Regions from separate parts of the Homo sapiens genome. Here region 2 is linked to region 1. Evidence: read pairs that join two places in POLR2A ChIA-PET (ENCODE). Cell type or tissue: Panc1. All regions are shown on one strand. Each heading gives the region's core, and the rest is flanking DNA. Links, peaks and the distances in the headings are about the cores only.

What was found. Peaks named below come from ENCODE experiments on the same cell type or tissue, not always from the same donor. Only the 100,000 strongest peaks of a DNase experiment are listed, where the experiment ranks them.
Region 2: POLR2A ChIA-PET joins it to region 1 with 11 read pairs; 2 of 35 experiments call an interaction of 5 or more read pairs at or near these places.

What each region holds. Positions count from the first base shown.
Region 1 is chr4:123,400,246-123,404,644 of GRCh38, reverse strand. It overlaps SPRY1 (sprouty RTK signaling antagonist 1), which reads right to left. Exons shown (of 3, transcript NM_001258038.2): 3 at 890-3,108. The coding sequence starts at 3,053. The coding sequence ends at 2,094. Among named protein-coding and RNA genes, the nearest start is that of SPRY1, 5.6 kb to the right of the region's middle. In Panc1, for the core only: no CTCF peak of the experiment used is centred there; no DNase peak of the experiment used is centred there; H3K4me3 peaks cover 3,825 bases; H3K27ac peaks cover 4,000 bases.
Region 2 is chr4:123,313,096-123,317,494 of GRCh38, reverse strand. AFG2A (AAA ATPase AFG2A) reads right to left here. Exons shown (of 16, transcript NM_145207.3): 16 at 1-3,607. The coding sequence ends at 3,431. Among named protein-coding and RNA genes, the nearest start is that of SPRY1, 82 kb to the left of the region's middle. In Panc1, for the core only: no CTCF peak of the experiment used is centred there; no DNase peak of the experiment used is centred there; H3K27ac peaks cover 308 bases.

The DNA of each region.
Region 1 (4,399 bases), core at 97-4,096:
TTCAAATGCAGATAATGACTGATGTATCACTTAGGGAGTTAGTGAGACTGAGGACTCACATGAATAAAATTTTATCAAACTTAAAAACGGTGTATTCTGAGGACTCAAATGACCAAATATTTTATCAGACCCAAAGATTCCAGCTATGTAGTGGTTTCACCAGCCTAAAAAATAAGATTTAAAACACTTTTTCTACGTAAAATTTTAGGCCTTCAGGTTTCTTATTGCACAGGACTTGATGAGGTGTAATTTGGTCAGGCCACATTAGACTTACGAAACAAGTGAAAAGACAGGGACAGGAATGTTTTTGAAATGTCTCTGATACTGTGAATTATTCCCTTGGTAACTTCTAGAATGCTTTATTAAAGTGACAGTACCAGCGACTCCTAGCATATCTACAGAACTAAGTTCATTAAGTCTAGCTGATAAATCTAACTTTTTATTAACTTAAAAGTTAGGATAAACATTTAAAAAAGCTTCTACTGTAGATATGCCCCATTTCAAGAAACTATAATATACACAAAACCTCATGCTTACAAAATAGTCAAAGTAGGGAGAGAGTATTACAAAAAATTTTTACTGTACAAAATAACTCACTTGAGCATTTGTTAAAAGATAATTTGGATTACAAAATTTTGATTAATGCACTTTCCAGGAAATACTAGGTTGGTGCAAAAGTAACTGTGTTTTTGCCATTAAAAATGACCCAAAACTGCAATTACTTTTGCACCAACCTAATTATCCAGTTCATAATTTGGGCTCACCTATGTCTAGATTCAACATCTATAGGGAAAGAAGTAAAATGGGTGTGTAAGAAGAAAAAGTCAAAGCAAATAAGCAAAAATCATCATAATAGTACAGGCTAATAAATGAAGAAATCGAGAGACAGTTTCATTAATTAATATATTTTCTGCATTATAGTTAACATATGTACTTTCTTCGTGTCACCTTATTTTCCGTTAAGTATTGATATTTTGTTATATTCAAACATGAGTACATTTCAACAGTCTTTTGCAATAAATACCATAAAATAATAGAGATTCGCATAATAAATATTCTTTACAATAAAAAAGTTTAACAGACTTTTGTCTTAAAAATAGTCAGAATTCAACTTTGTGATTTATACATAAAATATACAAAAAGCACCACAATTTGTGGTTAAGGCAAGGAAAACACAGAAGAGATTAGAATTACTCAGCTGTTAACTATCCAAGGGGCCAAAAGGACCATTAAGGAGCCAAGATCACTTTAGGCAGCATAGTTCTGTGACACATATAGATTGATCAGCTATAAATATCAACTTGAGTTATCCAAGTGCCCTCAATGACAACAAAAATTTGGTGAGAAGCATGGGGTGAAGAAGGAAGGTGGCTGAGTCCTTCACAAATACGAAGGCTAGAGTGAAGATGGGCAAGGTCCAACCAATATTATCTCCAATGTGAAGATTTACATTGTAAGGCGAATCTAAAATTACATAGAAAGAAAAAATACACTTGGCATCTCCAGAGTAAGACAACAACAAAACTGAGGGGGAAAGAACCTTGAAGGAGAAAGAAGGAGAGGGCAGTGGTTAAAGGAAAATTTTTACGTTATAGCAAAAAATATATCCCCCATGCTACTTAAGGGGCCTATGCTAGGAAGATAGCCCTAACTGGAGACAGATTTAATACATAGCTTATTTAAGCAATTAAACAGTTGCTTTTTAAAAAACCAATTTCCCTGCTCCCACGGTACCCAATCAAAACAACTCTAAATCACTGTAGTCTGGATGTGGGTGTATGTTCATGTACACAACTTTAGAAAGTTGCTTGCAGAACAAAAAGGCTACACAAAAGCCCACTGGCTCTCAATACCCTCAAGTGGATGGCAGAGGCTCTTGTTGAAAGTGGGAGCCAGGTGCAGCTTCCCAGTCCACTCTTGCTGAAGATCATCCATGAGGAAAGAGAAAAATCCATGAGTTAGACCTTGGCAACAGGGGAAGAGAAGGTGGGAAACAGGGAAAAATTCTAAAGAAAACAAAAACAAAAACAAAAACAAAAAACAGCCACAACTTGAAAGCTAAAAGTTCAGGAGGTACAACCCACCTCCAAAAATCATGATGGTTTACCCTGACCCCGGGAGGGGCAGCTCTCCAGCTTACAATAGACAGTGTTGGAGTTCTTACATCTGCACCCTGGGCGATGGATCCAGTCATAACACCTCCTGCACAGCTTCAGGCATCCTTTAGCAGGAGGATAACAGAGTAAGCAAGGTAAAAATAAAGACATGGCTCCCATACACAGGTATCTAGAGCAGCAGTGTGATTGTGAACAGGAGCAAGGATTATCTGAATAGGAATCCCCTTCGTCGTCATTGGAGCAGTGGTAGAAGATGCCCTTGACTAAGCACATGCAGGTTCCATATTCCACCATGCTCTCAGCAGAGCAAAGGCACTGCCGGTTACAGGCCAAACAGGATGGTAGGGTCCTGGGAGCAGTGCATTCTCCACACTTGCACTTCCCACACTGTTCACAAATGAACTTGTGCTGTGTCAGGTCCTCTTTCAAGGAACCCTTCAAGTCATCCACAATCAGTTGCTTGGGCTGGGTCCGGATTGCCCTTTCAGACCTATGACCAGGGACTGGTCTGGTTGGTGGTGACCTTCCTAACAGTCCCTGTTCAGAAGAGGCACTGCTGTTGCTCCCAGAGCTGGCTGCACTTCCAGTGCTGGTTGATCTGCTCAAAATGGGGCCCCTGGCATTACTTGGGAGTACTGCATGTCCCAGGTGGCTTGTGTGTCTGTGCTCGTAGTTATTATTCACATTAATTGGTATGATTTCATGAGTCCTTTCATGCTTTTCTTGTCTTGGTGCTGTCCGAGGAGCAGGTCTTTTCACCACCGAAGGCCCTTCTGTGTATTCATTGCTGCCTCTTATGGCCTTGATCTGGTCTAAGGACAAAATAGCAGTAGGCTGAATCTCTCTCTCATAGTCTAATCTCTGACGGCTATCCAAAGAAGGCTGCTGGATCACAACTAACGAACTGCCACTGCCATGTTGATTTTGGGGATCCATGTGTAGTGATCTCGAGTTCTGGCAATCAGTGGAAACCTGGCATGCATCTGAAATCCTAAAACGAAATCAAAGATGAAAAAAACAGAAAATAAATGACAGGAAGCATTTTTTTTGGGGGGGGGGAATCCTGTCAAATCACAAATTGCCTAAACCGCCTAGTAATGACCTCCTTCATCAGTGGATTACAATGATGCTGGGGTCCTGGCCAGAGTCCAATTCTAGGAGAGGCTGGGGACCACATCATAGAGGAAGACTATAAACAAGAGACCCCATGCCATGAACATTATAAGTTTTTCCAACTTTTAAGAAGCAGAATCAGGAGAAAGTAATGCCTTCCTGTTTGTGAATCTAATAATTAAAATGGAGCATGCCTTCGCAGGGAATACTGAGTATAAGCAGGAGAATAACTCTCATCTAAAGAAAGCTCAGTTATCAGTTCATAGGTGGCTTCCATAAAGGAAAATGTCTACCTTTTAAGAAATTGAGAATGGCTTTGGTGCTACAGCCTTTTTGTTGTGTGCTGTTATATGCATTAGATTAATGATGAAAAAAATTAAGGCATTAAAAAATTGAGACTCTTAAAATGAAATCGCAAAATAATAGGTAATTTTCTATATAAATCAGAATTTTAAAACTACCTTATTATTCATCTATGAGATGCAAAAATAAATGTATCAGGTACACAACGATTCTTGGTGTTTTGGAGCTACAAACACACACACACACAAGACTCAATGTATAGTCCAGTGAATGATATATAACAGTACTCATATTTGAAATCCTGAGAGGATTTTTTTTAAGCTGAAGGGCTCACTCACAAAACAAAGTAAGTTTTATGCACAAATAAGTGTGAGGCCTTTAACGCAGTGTAGGGAAATCCTGGCAGTTTTAATTATCTGTATTTCCTCTGATTTAAAAATCTGTATTTACATGACAGACCTTGATTTTCAAACGCACTGCCAATTCTGATTCAACGTTCTTCTTGTAACAAAATCAGCACACTAATATCCAGATAAAAATAAGCAGTTGTGTTTCCATACTAATAGTAAGTTATTTCTAATTTATGTGTTCTTCACAAACTGCCAAAGATGAAAGTTTCTGCTTTCAGTGGTGAACTAGAGTATTTTTCACACAAATTCCTTCTAAAGTCTACAGAGTCGACCCAATTCAAGAATGAAAAGAAAAAGAAATGTCCATTCTCCACTACCAACCTGAGGCAAAAAACATGGTTTAAGGAACAACGCAGAAAGAAGTCCATTTCCTATATTTCCTAAACTAATGTCTCTAAACTATGTCTTACATGTTAACTTCTTGGAGCTCCCCCTCGTTTTCACAACTCAGCTCTC
Region 2 (4,399 bases), core at 284-4,283, 87 kb after region 1:
GGCCCCACCCATCACATCCTGTGAGATTACAAGCCCTTGGTAAGCAAGGCATTAGCTTTTGGAATCCTCTGAGACGAAGCTACATTCCTGTAACTAGTCCAAGTGCTAGTTACCCCCAGGGCATTTTTAGCTTGGCTCCATGTTTTTAGGTTAATTTGTAGGTTTTGAGGTTTCATGAATTTGAAGGTAGTGTGAATTCAAATCATTCTAAAGCCATGGGCAGGTAAGCTCATAGTCAGAATTCTCAGAGGTTTTTTTTTTTTTTTTTTTGAGACGGAGTCTCACTCTGTCACCCAGGCTGGAGTGCAGTGGCGCAATCTCAGCTCACTGCAAGCTCCGTCTCCCGGGTTTACGCCATTCTCCTGCCTCAGCCTCCCGAGTAACTGGGACTACAGGCGCCCACCACCATTCCCGGCTAATTTTTTGAATTTTTAGTAGAGACGGGGTTTCACTGTGTTAGCCAGGATGGTCTTGATCTTCTGACCTCGTGATCCGCCTGCCTCGGCCTCCCAAAGTGCTGGGATTACAGGCATGAGCCACCGCGCCCAGCCCAGAGAGGCCTCTTTTAAAAAATGTTTTAAAAATCAAAAGCACAGGCCAAGTCAGAAAGCCTCCTTGTGGTCTTCCTGGCCAGCAGGAGATTTTTCTTTTCTTGTCTACCCTTGTGCTGAGAGTGTTGGTTATTATAGAGCTTGAGCATTATGTGCAGAGCTCAGTTGTCACTTCATGTTATATGGGCTGAAGGCTTTGAGTGGCTATTAATATCTAAACTTGTTGATTGAGACTGCTACCCTCCTCCCCACCACCCAGCCTCCTGCACCAGAGTCATTTCAAGCTTCTGGTTTTTATTCTATTGGGAATGAGATTTCTTTCATTTCCTTGTTTAGGCCCTGAAGGATAAGTTTTCCTCTTATTTTCTTGTGCCCTTAGCCATATATTTAATAGGGAAGAAGGTAAGTTCCTCTCTTGTTTCATAATTTTCTATGTAGATAACAACTAAAGGGAACACAGAGCATAAAAGTTTTGAGGTTGTATTTATTTCAATATGGAAGTCTTGTTTTCCAGATCTGCAGCGTCCAAGAGAACCTTCTGAATGATGGGAATGTTTTCTACTCTGTCCAGTGTGGCAGACCCTTGCCACATGTAGCTATTGAGCATTTGAAATGTGGCTGATATGTCTGATAAACTAATTCTTAAATATTATTTAATTGTAATTAATTTAATTAAAATGGTCAGATACAATTAGTGGTTATTGTATTTGACAACACAGTTCTAAGTGGTAATATTCTTTGTCCCCTAGGTGGGTTTATGTACTGGTAAACCAGTGTTGTCTTGAAAATCTGATATTTTTGAGGATGTAAATATATTTGAGGATTAAATATTTGAGATGTGACTTCAGAATATATGTCACCACAGGCTGGGCATGGTGGCTCACACCTGTAATCTCAGCCCTTTGGGAAGCTGAGGCAGGAGGGTCACCTGAGGCCAGGAGTTGGAGACCAGCCTGGGCAACACAGCAAGACTCTGTCTCTCTGTTTAAAAAAAAAAATTAGCCTGACATGGCAGTGTGCACCTGTTGTCCTAGCTACTCAGGAGGCTGAGTCAGGAGGATCACTTGAGCTCCAGGAGTTTGAAGGTGCAGTGAGCTACGACTGTGCCACTGCATTCCAGCCTGGGTGACACAACAAGATCCTATCTCTAAACAAACAAACAAGGAATGTATGCCACCACAAAACTGTATAGCCCATTATTTTGATAATCAGGTATTTCTTGTCTGATTTGTCTTTCTGGGAATTTTCAAAGATCTACAGTGATCAAGTTTAAGTGCACATTCTTCCCATTGCCAGTTTCTGATCTGAAGTCAGAGAATCACTTTCTGAAAGCTTTTTCAAGAGTATTTATGAAGTAATAAAGTGTGAAGAAATCCTGAGGATAAATAACAAGAAGCATAAATATACATATTTAGAATGCAACATAATATGTTTAAGATTACAATTTGGCGGCAGGGCGCAGTAGCTCATGCCTGTAATCCCAGCACTTTGGGAGGCCGAGGCGGGCGGATCACGAGGTCAGGAGATCGAGATCATCCTGGCTAACACGGTGAAACCCTGTCTCTAATAAAAAAAAAAAAAAAAAAAAATTAGCCAGGCATGGTGGTGGGCACCTGTAGTCCCAGCTACTCAGGAGGCTGAGGCGGGAGAATGGCGTAAGTAAACCCAGGAGGCAGAGCTTGCAGTGAGCCTAGATCACGCCACTGCACTCTAGCCTGGGCGACAGAGCAGCGAGACTCTGTCTCATAAAAAAAAAAAAGTACAATTTGGCCTATCTTTGAACTAAAAAGTTTACTGGTACCCTGAAAATATGTATAAGTAAAAACATGAATGCTTCATATGATTTATTAAAAGCATTTTATGAAAAAAAAACAAAAACACAAAACCTCTCCAGGTATGGTGGCTCACGCCTGTAATCCCAGCACTTTGGGAGGCTCAGGTGGGTGGGTCACCTGAGGCCAGCAGTTCGAGACCGGCCTGGCTAACATGGTGAAACCTTGTCTCTACTAAAAATATAAAAATTAGCTGCGTGTGGTGGTGCACACCTGTAGTCCCAGCTACTCAGGAGGTTGAGGCAGGAGAATTGCTTGAACTCAGGAGGCGGAGGTTGCAGTGAGCCAAGATCGTGCCACTGCACTCCAGCTTAGGTGACAGAGTGAGACTCTGTCTCAAAAAAAAAAAAAAAAGACAAAACAACAACAAAAAAAACCCAAGCCTACTGATCTAGGCTTAGAGTGGGCTTACACTTTCAAAGGGCATTGTATTATACAAAATATCTCTCAAAAAAAATTTTTTTGGCCATAGGTAGAGATTAAGAAGGCTAAAACAAAAATGCATATATGAATTTTAATGATAACACATATATGTATATTTGAAAACAAGGCCACATAAGCCTGGCTGGCACATTGGGCCATTTTACTGGCTGGCCTTCAAAAATAAAGATTACAAAAAATTTATCCACATACACTTTTTTATATCCCTAAAGATTACAAAAAATTTATCCACATATACTTTTTTATATCCCTGTATAAAATTGATGCCAACATGTTTGGCATTTTAGAAAGACACTCAAACAGATTCTGGAAAAAGAAATCGCTTCATGGGATGAACAGACTAGGTCGCAAATGAAAAAGCTAAACATTTGTTTTTTAAACCACACCACAAATTTCCAGGTAAAACTGATTGAAACTTATGCTCAGAGATATTTTCACTGTACTTACATGACTTGAAAATCTGTAAGAACCAAAGCCCCTAAATTCTACTGAACATACTTCAAACATTTTGCCTAGTAAAATTTTTTTTAACACTCTCAAAAAATTTTAAAAAGAAACAAATTTTCTCTGGAAAGGATTTTCAGCATCTTGAATATATATATTTTCTCAGAGTGTATGCAGCCCACTCTTCTCTTGATAATCTTCATAAAAACGTCTCAATGACTCAGGAATTCTAGGTGTCACAGTGCTCAAGGCCTGAGTGAAATGTCTTTTCATGATGAGATTGGCTTGAATGTCTTCTTCCAGAGCCAGAAGAGCTGCCTCTCTGCAGACAGCTACAATCTGAAATTTTAAAAAATAAGTAAATAAAAGGAGGTAGAAAACAATCAGTACTCTTTTAGAAACATAATATTCCAAATATTCATCTGTGGTACCTTCTACAACTAAATGCCCATTGCTAAAATTTATCTGCAAGAATTAGTCCACTCAAGTTTTCAAAAGGATAAAAGGTAATCATATACAGAGCATTCTGTTCTTTCCTTCATCCCAAAGCAACGTATTAAGTACTCAGAACCAGGAGTGCCAAAAGATATCTAAGAAGTGGCATTTGCTTTTAAGGGCATTTGCTCTTAACTGTAAGGGTAGGTAGCTGTGCACGCACATACTTTTAACAAGGGATGGCAAAGGATGCATGTCTCTATGTGGTGGAGGGAGGCGGGAGCCAACGGTCAAGGGAGGGCAGAGGGGGAGATATTCTGATACAGAGTGAGGCCTTGCTCATCAACACACCGTGTCATAGCACAGAGTTTCCACATTCCTTTCAACCTTTGATGTATTACCAACATGTAAAAGCATTTCTTTATGTGTATCTCTTTAATGAGTTCTTAAATCTCAGGAATATCAGATAGGGTTGTCAACATTTACTTTGGAGAGCTGCATTAGAACAGAGAAGTGAATGCTGTTTACTCAGCCAGGAAAGCTGGAAGAATTGAAAAGAATCTGGGGAGGGGGCGGAATGGATGCAGAGGGAGGAGGGAGGAGGCAGTAGGAAAACGGAAGGGGAGGAAGGTTCAAGAATCCCGAAATGTGTTTTTAAGCTCTCTGGACTTCAGACAGCGGAAGCAGGCTGATGCC